Linked DNA regions of Homo sapiens: region 1 is linked to region 2. A link is an interaction called in ENCODE POLR2A ChIA-PET data of the cell type or tissue named here. Cell type or tissue: K562. All regions are shown on one strand. Links, peaks and the distances in the headings refer to the core of each region. The heading gives the core; the rest is flanking DNA. Region 1 overlaps SLC6A6 (solute carrier family 6 member 6). Region 2 overlaps NUP210 (nucleoporin 210).

Region 1 (5,371 bases), core at 204-5,203, 1.0 Mb before region 2:
AAGGCCAGGACGCTGAGGCTCACACATGCATACTCACACATGCCAACACAAGCTCACATGCAGACGCACAGACACAAGTGTAATCATATGCAGACTCCCAGCCCCACACACTTGCCTGTGTCAGCCACACACATGTTCACAGCCACACACAGACCCACATGGGACACACACTCACACATGCACTCCCACTCACTCACACACGCCCCTCTCTTGGATGCAGGGTCCCCAAAACTTAGTCAGCAGCAAGAACCATCACATTGCCCTTGGTCAGAGGGGAACAAGGTTTCAGCTGCAAATGGGTAAGCTGTTCCACAGCCCTAGCCACAGAAAGCCCACACTCCTGAGCGCCCCACCAGCTCAGTCACATAGCCTGACTATTCCCAAGGGGCGCAGGGACACACCAGGGCCAGAGTGAGGGGCCTCAGAGAAGATCCTTGGGGGATGTGGTATTCACCAACCAGTTCAGGGGCGAGAATCACTGTGCCTAGGAAATCTGCTGAGCTTTGCTGAGCCAAGCAGTCCCGGACGTGACTAACCCAGAAGACTTTTTTTGGAGCGGGGGGGTTCTGTTGTCTTTTTCAGTAGAAGCTCAGTTTGGGAAATAGGCAGCTGGGGGCAGATCACCTCCTCCTACCAGCAAAGCTCCTTGCCCTGAGGCTGGAAGGCTCTCCTGGATTCCTGGAATCTAAGTGTACAAAGTCAGGAAATCATTTCTTCTCAAATGAGATATTTTCAATGAACTGTTAAACTGGGATCAGCAGAAATGGGCAGTGGGTGTCTCAGGGGGAGAGGGCATGGGAGGGTGGGTCTGGGAGAGCAGACAGAGGCCTCCAGGACCCCTTTCCTTGCTGTAGCTGTAGCCCTGCCCTGGCAGCCTCCTTCCCAGACCCAGAGGCGCACTTGCCAGTGTCAGTAAATGCCAGTCCCGGCAGCCTACAGAGCTCCCTGTCCCCCAAATTAGATGATCTCATTGCTTTGTTAGGGCCTCCACATTCAACAGGCTCACACTGGCACCCACTGGGTACAAGGCACTGTGGAGTAGGAACAGTCAGTCAACAACTTATGGTGCACTTACTGTGCCAGGCACTGCACTGGGCACATGAAGCTCAGCAGTGGATGACAGAGCCAAGGTCCCTGAGCTCATGAGGCCTGGAACCACCGGCTAGAGGCTGGGCACATGAGAGGCCATCAAGGCTTCATTCTAGGCTCTGTGAAGTCTGGGCTGGATTAGTGATGTCTGCTGTGGGTTTGGGTGGTGGAAGTAGCAACGTAAACCTTGCTATCCTAGACCATACACAGGGAAGTGGGATAAAGTGAAAGATGAAGGCAGCCTGTTTAAAGCACGAGGTTAAGAGAATCAGAGGAAGGACAGCATAATTCTGCATAGGGCAAAACCTTACCAATTACAAGAGGCCAGCCCATCTCAGAGAGGAGGATAAGAATGGCACTAAAGGCTAGGTGTGCTCATGTCTGCAATCCCAGCACTCTTGGAGGCTGAGGCAGAAGGCTCATGAGCCCAAGAGTTCAAGACCAACCTGAGCAACACAGGGAGACCTGTCTCTACAAAAAAATAAAATTTAAAAATTAGCTGGGTATGGTGGCACATGCCTGTAGTCCCACCCACTTGGGAGGCTGAGGTGGGAGGACTGCTTGAGCCCAGAAGTTTGAGGTTGCAGCGAGCAGTGATCGTACCACTGCAGTCCAGCCAGGGTGACAGAGTGAGACCCTGTCTCTTAAAAAAAAAGAAAAAAAAAAGAATAGCACTAAAGTCCATATGTCTAGCCTGCTGGCACCCATGCCCCTTCTGGGGACAGCTTAAACCTGTTCCAGGAGGAGACCCACATAGGCCTGCTCTCAGCCCAAGGGGTCTAGATGGACTGACCCCACCTCCTCCTCCTAGGTGGGCACGTGAGCCAGCCCTAGCCAATCAGAGGGGGCTGTCTTGATTGGCTCAAAGATAGGCACTTGACCAGCCTGGTCAAAAACAGTGATGACTAGGACTTTTGCCAAAAATATTGGGGAAAAACAAGGCTCTTTCTTGGTTGAGATGGCTACATTGGGGCAGGGGGCGGCACTACACTGGTGAGCAGCTAGGGCATCCATGGAGAATGAAGCAGGCATAGAGAGACCCGGAGCCGGGAGACAGAGAGAAGGAAACTGAGTCCCGATGACATCTTTCAGCACCTGGACTCAGCCCCAGGCTGAAGTATGGCCCCAGGCTTTTAAGTTAAAAGAGTCAGTAAATGTTCTTTTTTATTTTTAATGTCAGTTTAGGCCGGGTGTGGTGACTCATGCCTGGGAGACACAGAAAGACTCATCTCAAAAATAAATAAATAAAAAAAATAAAACTGAAGTCTGTTTGAACTGATTTCTGCCATTTGCAAGATAAGAATCCAGACCTATACCCTGCCTTGAACTTGCTGCGTAATTTTATGCATGTCTCTGACACACTCCTCCCATTATAAAAAAGAGGAAGGATGCAGATGACAGAACACCTGAGGTTCCCGCAGCCCTGGCACTCTAGTTATCACGGGCAAGGATTAGGCCTGACCCTTCCCCCAGCCCCACCCCCGGCCCCAGGCACACAGCCAGAGAGGTCATCAGCCCTTCCCAAAGTTAAATACAAAGCAGAATTGCCTGGAGGGCTCTTGAAAACCCAGAATGCGGAGCCCTGCCCCCAAGGTCTAAATGAGAAGGTCTGGGGTGGGGCCTGAGGTTCTGCATTCTGCAGGCTCCCACGTGATGCCCATACTGCTGGGCCAGGGACAGCATTTTGAGGACTCAGAGTCACTACGTGTTCTACTTTTCCCAGTTTGCTGAGGACAGGTGCTCAGTGCAAAAATAAAGCCCCAGCCAGCAGAAGACCACGACCTCTCTGTCCTCAAAGCAGACGGCGATTACGGAGAATGCCTGCGTGGCTGCAGGGATGAACCAGCCTTTAAACAACGGAAGCAGCAGGTCCCAGCTCCTGTGGTCCCATCACTGCCCCTTCCAGCCAGCTGTGTTCCCTGGAATGTATTTAAATAATGGGGGAGGCTGTCAGAGGCTAAGGTGCTTCCTTGGGCTCCAGCAGGCTCCAGGCTGGTTTTCCAGGCGCCCAGAGCATCCCCAGTGGCTCCCCCACTCCCAGGCATCATGCCAGCCCCAAATCCCGCTGTGGGCCTTGTCCGGACACAGTGACCCAGGCCGCCCTGCTGTCAGCAGCCTGGCTAGCCCTGGGCTCTCCCCTGATTTACATCCGACTTGGCTGCCTTGAAAAGCCTCCTGTGGCTTTTGGAGCGAGGACACTGTTCAGTAGTGAAAGGCTTCCCCAACAGCAACCTTTCCAAGGTGGCGCTGGCCCAGCACGAATGCCGGCAGGCTCCCAGCTGTGTGACCTTGGGCAAGTTACCTGCCCTCAGCAGGGCCTCGGGTCTTCATGTGCAAAATGGGAATAGTGGTGTCTTTGGTGAGGATTAAGAAGAGGAGTTGACGAAGCACAGGATCTGGCTTTTAATGTATAGGAGGCTCACAACTGCACTATTTATCTCCTTGACTCAAAGAGTGGTCCCCAGACCAGCACCGTCCACAGTGCCTGGGATTTGGTTAGAAATTCAGGGCCCCAGGCCCCACTTAGGCCTGCTGTCTCACTGTTGTCACCCAGGCTGGAGTGCGGTGGCACGATCTCAGCTCAGTACAATCTCTGCCTACCAGGCTCATCCTCCCAAATAGCTGGGACTACAGGTGCGTGCCACCACACCCGGCGAATTTTTGCATTTTTTTAGAGATGGGGTTTTGCCATGTTGCCCAGGCTGGTCTCGAACTCCTGAGCTCAAGCAATCCACCTGCCTCAGTCTCCCAAAATACTGGGATTACAGGCGTGAGCCACCACACCTGGACGAGTTTTTGCTTTTCTTTTTTTAAAAGTCTGTTCTAATTGATATTCTACCAGTGGCAGAAGAGGAATCCACATTATTGTTCCTCGAGGCAACGTTCTTTACTAAAAGCCTGTTGCTACAGCTCTGCTCAGAGTAACTCTGGAACTCCTGTCCCCAAATCGGGACACCTCCTTTCAGAGCCAGGGCTAGGACATCTTGAAAAACCACCAAGAGGATGACTGCATCCTTAAAGGAGTCCCGCAGGAACAGCACCCCGTGTGGTGGCACGCGCTTCCACAATGGATAGAATGGTCTTTCCTCCCTTTATTCAGAAGGTATTTCCCTTAAACACAAAACCTATCTGGGCCACCCCTTACAGGGCCAGGGAGGAGAAAGGACTCACTTAGGTCACAGAGCAAGCCAGAGGACAGGGGTATTCTAAGCCTGGTGTTGCAGTGCCTGATGCAGGGCCTTTGATTTTAAAAGGGCATTAGCCATGCATGTGTAATCTTTTGTCTGACGTCCATAGCCCTGCCAGACAGACAGCTCCATGAGGGTACAGTTTGGTCTGTCTTGTTCACCAGCCACATCCCCAGGGCCTAGGACAGGGCCTGGAACAAGTGAATATTTGTGAGATGGATGGATGGATTGATGGATGGTGACAGGTGAATATAATTTCCAAGCCTGGAGCCACTCAGATGTTCAAACCATAGGTTCCCATTTCAGAGTAGAAGGAATTAGGCTCTCTTGATTTGTATGTTGAGCAACAACTGTGTGCCACACCCCTAGGCTGGATGCTGGAGCATCCATCCCTCCCCTTGATGTGTCCCCAGTCAAGTGCATGGGTATAAGGTAAGACCATAAAGGTCCGAGCTCAGGCCAGAGGAAAGGACCACAAGGCTCAGAGCAGGGCGAGCTGAAGTCCACTTTAACTCACGTCATCTTTTTTGAGTGCTTACTACGTGCCAGGCACTGTTAAGAGGCTCAAGGAATGCTTCCCAGAGCAGGCAGCTCCAAGCTCGCCCCTTAAGAGTGGGAATAAGGAGTGATGGGAGGAAGGGCCTTGCGGGCTGAGGGACCAGCATGGGCAGGGCTGAGAGAGCTGGACGCTTGGTCTAGCTAGGAGCAGAAACCAGCCAGACTACAAACAAGGAAAGAAGTTGTGGTAGGTGAGCGTGAACGCTGGCCAAGAGCCAGATCGTGAAGGGCCTCCAATGCCAGGCTAAGGAGGTTGGACTTGATTTCACAAAGCACTAGGGAGCCACCACTGAAGGCTTTTGAGCAAGAGAGTGACATGCAGAGAGCTGGTCCCCAGATGGTACAGAGAGGTATCCAGGAGGCACAGAGGCTAGTGAGGAGGCTGTTGTCTTGGGCTGGTGTGATGTCCACCTGCAGAGGAAACACCAGGTGTCATCTCTGAAGGAATGAATGTCCTTGAAATCATGACCTGAGTCTTCCCTCATGGTGCTGACTAGCCTTGGGGCAAGAGAGGATGTCCCTTAGGACCTCCCCCT
Region 2 (5,371 bases), core at 293-5,292:
TTCTCCAGGAGTTTGACTTCTGAAAACAGCAGTCAAGATGGGAATCCTGTGGTGTCAAATTTCTCTTAGGAAGTGCCTTGTACCGCCCCTGGTGTGGAGTGTGCATGGTAATGTGTAGGGAGGTGTGTAGGGCCCAGGCTGTATGAAAATATGTATCTTAGAAACCTGGGCTCTGTCAGGACAGAGATGCTCACCCCACAGAAACCCATGGGGCTCAAGAGCAGGTTGGATCAGCAGGTTGACCTGTCCCTATAATACCCACCCTGGAGCTTACTCAGCTAAAGAAACAAATTTGGTCCCATGTTAGGTAAACTCCCTCTGCCACCTCCCAGGCTCAGAGCACAGGTAGCCAGACTCTGATCATGGCTCTGAGGAGGAGCCCTGGTAGCCCTGGCCCAGGCTGGCCTCCCCTCTGTGGCTCCCTCTGCTTACTGCAGTTGGACTTGGCGGTCCCATTTCTGCCTTGCCCTCTTGGGTGGCATCTTCTTGAAAGCCCCTGGGCTGTGGGCACTACTGTAACTCTCTCAACACGGTGCTGGCATAGACAGACTTACAGAATAGAATACTGAGCCCAGATAAAAACCTGCTCGTACATGGTGAAATGATTTTTGGTAAGGGTGCCAAGACTGTCCAATGGGGAAAGGACAGTCTATTTACCAAATGGTGCTGGGACAACCACGTATCGACATGCATAAGAATGAAGTTAGACCCTTCCATAACTCCAAACACAAAAATTAAGTCACAGTGGATCAAAGACCTAATATAAAATTGAAAACTATAAAACTTCTAAAAGAAAACTGGAGGAAAGCTTCAGGACATTGGAATTTGGCATTTTTTTTTAGGTATAACACCAGATGCACAGGCTACAAATTAAAAATAGACAAACTGGACTACAACAAAATAAAAAAGTTCTATATATCAAAGGACACCACAGAGTACAAAGGCAACCTACAGAATGGGAGAAAACATCTGCAAATTGTATAAGGGGTTAATATCTAGGATATGTAAAGAACTCCTACGTGTCAGCAGCAATAACACCAATAACCCAATCAAACAGTAGGCAGAGGACTTGAATAGATATTTGTCCAAAGCTGATACACGGACAATAAGCACACGGGAAGATGCTCAACATCACTCATCATCAGAGTGGTGCAAATCAAACCCACAATGAAAAGCACTACACTCCTTAGGATGGCTGCGATCAAAACAACAGAAAACAGCAAATGTTGACAAGGATGTGAAGACACTGGAACTCTTATGTGCTGCTGGTGTGTATGTGAAAGGTGCTGCTGCTGTGGAAAGCAGTATGGTGGTTCCTCAAGAAAGTAAACATGGAGTTACCGTATGATCCAGCAGGCAATCCTGCATCTGGGTGCACATCCAAAGGTGTTGAAAGTACGATCCGAAAGAGGTATTTGTGCACCCATGTTCATGGCAGTGTTATTCACAATAGCCAAAAGGTGGAAATAACCCAGGTGTCCACCGTTGGAAGAATGGATGAACACAATGAGGTCTATCCATACAGTGGAATATTATTCAGCCTTAAGAAGGAAGGAAATTCCGACCCATGCTGCAACATGGAAGAACCTTGAAGACATCATGCTCAGTGAAGTAAGCCAGTCACGAAAGGACAAATACTCTATGATCCCACTTGTATGAGATACCTAGAGTAATAAAATTCATGAAGATAGGAAGTATAATGGTAGTGGCCAGGGACTGGAGTGAGGGGAATTGGGAAGTTACTGTATATTGGGTGCAGAGTTTCAGTTTTGTAAGTTGAAGAGTTGTGTGGATGGATGGTGGCGACATCCATTCACAGGCTGCATAAATGTACTTAATGCCACTGAACTATACACACAAAAGGTGTTATGGTGGGAAATTTTATCTTAGTTGTATTTTATCAGAATTTTTTTAAAACTTTTTTTTAAGATAAAATTTTAGGCTGGGCACGGTGGCCCATGCCCTTAATCCCAGCATTTTGGGAGTCCGAGATGGGAGGATTGCTTGAGCCCAGGAGTTTGAGACCAGCCTCAGCAGCATAATGGGACCTTGCCTCTACAAAAAAATGAAAAAACTATCCTGGTGTGGTGGCTCACTCCTGTAGTCCCAACTAATCAGGAGGCTGAGGTAGGAGACTCACTTGAGCCTGGGAGGTGGAGGTTGCAGTGAGCCAAGATTGTGCCACTGCACTCCAGCCTGGGCGACAGAGCAAGACCCTGTCTCAAAAAAAAAATAAAAATTTTAAAATTTAATAATGGCAGGGATGTAGGGCAGCCGTTGGCAGCAGTGTAAATTGACACAACCACTTTGGGAAGATATTTAACAACAGCAACCAACAATTTCTACAGCTAAACACATGCACGCCCTGCAGCCTAGCACTTCCTCTCTTAGGGACGCACGCAACAGAAATGCCCAGGTGTGTCCCCCAAGAGGAAGGCACCCAGATGTTTACAGCAATACCGTGTAGCACAGCCCCAAACTGGAAGAAACCCAGATGTGCACCATAGCATGGGTCAGTCTATTGCTCTATATTCATGCAGCAGAATCATATGGAGAATGTGGACAAAGGATCTTCACGGTGTGACCAATGAGAAATCCCATGAACACTGCTGAGTTGAGGAAGCCAGGCACAAAAGAGTTATGCCCATGGTTCCCTTTATGGGAACAATACCAAGCATGATTCAGTTGTGCTGGTAGGCGCCAGGGGGGCGGTTTTCCTTTAGGGAAAGGCCAAATACCAGAAGGGTTTCCAGGAGATTCTGGGGGTACAGATAATATTCTATTTGTTGATGTGGGTGCTGCATATAGGGTGGGTCCAGTATGTGGAAAAATCATTGTGAATTATATACTCATGTGAATTAAATATTATTTATTTTTCTTTAACTGAGTTTTGCTCCCTCGTTGCCTACGTGGGAGTGCAATGGTGCGTTCTCGGCTCACTGCAACCTCCGCCTCCCAGGTTCCAGCAATTCTCCTGCCTCAGCCTCCCAAGTAGCTGGGATTACAGACAGGCGCCACCACACGCGGCTAATTCTGTATTTTAATAGAGACGGGATTTCTCCATGTTGGTCAGGCTAGTCTCAAACTCCCGACCTCAGGTGATCCTCCCACCTCAGCCTCCCAAAGTGCTGGGATTGCAGGTGTGAGCCACCATGCCCGGCCGTGAATTAAACATTTTTATTTTTCTTTTGAGACAGAGTTTCACTCTTATTGCCCAGGCTGGAGTGCAATGGTGCGATTTCGGCTCACTGCAACCTCTGCCTCCTGGGTTCAAGTGATTCTCCCGTCTCAGCCTCCGGAGTAGCTGGAATTACAGGCATGCGCCACCACACCTGGCTAATTTTTTGTATTTTTAGTAGAGACAGGGTTTCTCCATGTTGGTCAGGCTGGTCTTAAACTCCTGACCTCAGGTGATCCGCCCATCTCAGCCTCCCAAAGTGCTGGGATTACAGGCGTGAGCCACCGTGCCTGGCTGAATTAAATATTTTTTTAAAAATCAGGGCCGGGTGCGGTGGCTCATGCCTGTAATTCCAGCACTTTGGGAGGCTGAGGGGGGTGGATAATGAGGTCAGGAGATTGAGATCATCCTGGCTAATATGGTGAAACCCCATCTCTACTAAAAATACAAAGAATTAGCTGGGCGTGGTGGCGCATGCCTCTAATCCCAGCTACTCGGGAGGCTGAGGCAGGAGAATCGCTTGAAGCCGGGAGGTGGAGCTTGCAGTGAGCTGAGATAGCACCACTGCACTCCAGCCTGGGAGACAGAGTGAGACTCTATCTCAAAAAAAAAAAAAAAAAAAGAAAGAAATCAGATCAAGGATCAAGCCTGGGATGAAAGAGGGGGCCCCCAGCCTGTTGTGCCTTCCCCACCAAAGGTGATTTCAGGGCTGGGCACAGTGGCTCACACCTGTGATCCCAGCACTTTGGGAGGCTGAGGCAGATTGATCACTTGAGGTCAGGAGTTCAAGACCAGCCTGGCCAACATGATGAAACCCCGTCTCTATTAAAAAAAATACAAAAATTAGCCGGGTGTAGTGGTCCATGCCTGTAGTCCCAGCTATCTGGGAGGCTGAGGCAGGAGAATCACTTGAACCCCGGAGGCGGAGGTCGCAGTGAGCCAAGATCATGCCACTGTACTCCAGCCTGGGCAACACAGCGAGACTCCATCTCAAAAAAAAGAAAAAAGTGATTTCAGGGTGACCATCTAGTTCTCTCCTTTCTGTAGGGAGGCTGCCGCCAGGCTCTGAGCACTGCAGCGGCATCCGGGTAAAGGCCGAGGCCCAGGGCTCTACCACGCTTCTTGTGAGCTACAGACACGGCCACGTCCACCTGAGTGCCAAGATCACCATTGCTGCCTACCTGCCCCTCAAGGTGAGCCAGGGGCCCTGCCCTTTACCACCCCCCTGCCCACTCCTTCCCAGATGCAAATTACCCATTTGCTCTGACGAATTTGCATGATAAACCCGATTCCTTCAAAATAGCTTTTGGCACAGCTTCCTCTCCCATGATTTCTGGCTGAAAGCAGGATTCATGTGGAAGGAGCAGAGCCTCCCTGATGGGGCAGTGGTTGTGGGCATCTCTGTGGTTACGCGAGACAGCGCTTGGCAGGCTTGGCAGGACACCGACCTGCCAGCCTCTCCCAACGAAGGTAGGAGTGTGGGCTGCAAGGGCTTCAGAAGTGTGTTCAGCAAGGGTCAGAACAGGGGAGTGCTTCTGCTCCACTCCAGAGCTAACCTTCAGGGTCCCCACAGAGCCCTAGAATTAGGACAGCGGCCGTGTGGTATGGCAGATGCTGAGGCCTCCAAGACTGGGGTCAGAGAGGATCTGCCCTGGCCTAGTGTGCATCCATCCTGCTCCCCATCTGAGGACAGTGGTGGCCACGGCCTGTGCGGAGCAGACCACATAGCCTCAGTGTCCATACCACCCTCCTGAGCTGAGACCAGCCTGACCCCCACCCACTCTTGGGCCTTACATTCCCTGCCTGTAAAATGGGACTGAGACAGCTCTTGCCTCATGGGGTCGTGATGAGGATTTGCTGAGCTCACAAATGGAATGAGCTCAGAACACAGTCTAGGGGGTAGTGCAGGCTCAGGAAGGGTTAGTTATTATACACGGATAAAAAAGAACTGGGCCTTCCTCTGGGGTGGGTGTGAAGGCTCCGTGCGAGGGCTGCCATGCAGGAGGCTGCTGACTAATCATTCCTTTCTTTGAACTCTGCCTAGCTTGCAGGAGGCGCAGAGAGGGTTTGTTGATGGGGAGTTCCTGCTCCTCCTTCCAGGGAGGGCTGGAGAGCAGTCCTAGGGGAGCCCCAGACTCCCTGGCTTGGTCAGGCAGTCCTTGCATTTTTCTGCTCCCAGTGTCAGCCTTGAAG

The links. Peaks named below come from ENCODE experiments on the same cell type or tissue, not always from the same donor. Only the 100,000 strongest peaks of a DNase experiment are listed, where the experiment ranks them.
Region 1: POLR2A ChIA-PET joins it to region 2 with 5 read pairs; 2 of 35 experiments call an interaction of 5 or more read pairs at or near these places.

The regions. Positions count from the first base shown.
Region 1 is chr3:14,410,906-14,416,276 of GRCh38, reverse strand. The region is part of intron 1 of SLC6A6 (solute carrier family 6 member 6); the gene reads right to left. Among named protein-coding and RNA genes, the nearest start is that of SLC6A6, 11 kb to the right of the region's middle. RefSeq lists a silencer at 2,448-2,547 and enhancers at 5,128-5,317, 4,766-5,371. In K562, for the core only: a CTCF peak has its summit at 4,132; DNase peaks (open chromatin) are centred at 2,502 and 4,139.
Region 2 is chr3:13,364,946-13,370,316 of GRCh38, reverse strand. It overlaps NUP210 (nucleoporin 210), which reads left to right. Exons shown (of 40, transcript NM_024923.4): 14 at 4,226-4,371. Among named protein-coding and RNA genes, the nearest start is that of NUP210, 53 kb to the left of the region's middle. In K562, for the core only: no CTCF peak of the experiment used is centred there; no DNase peak of the experiment used is centred there.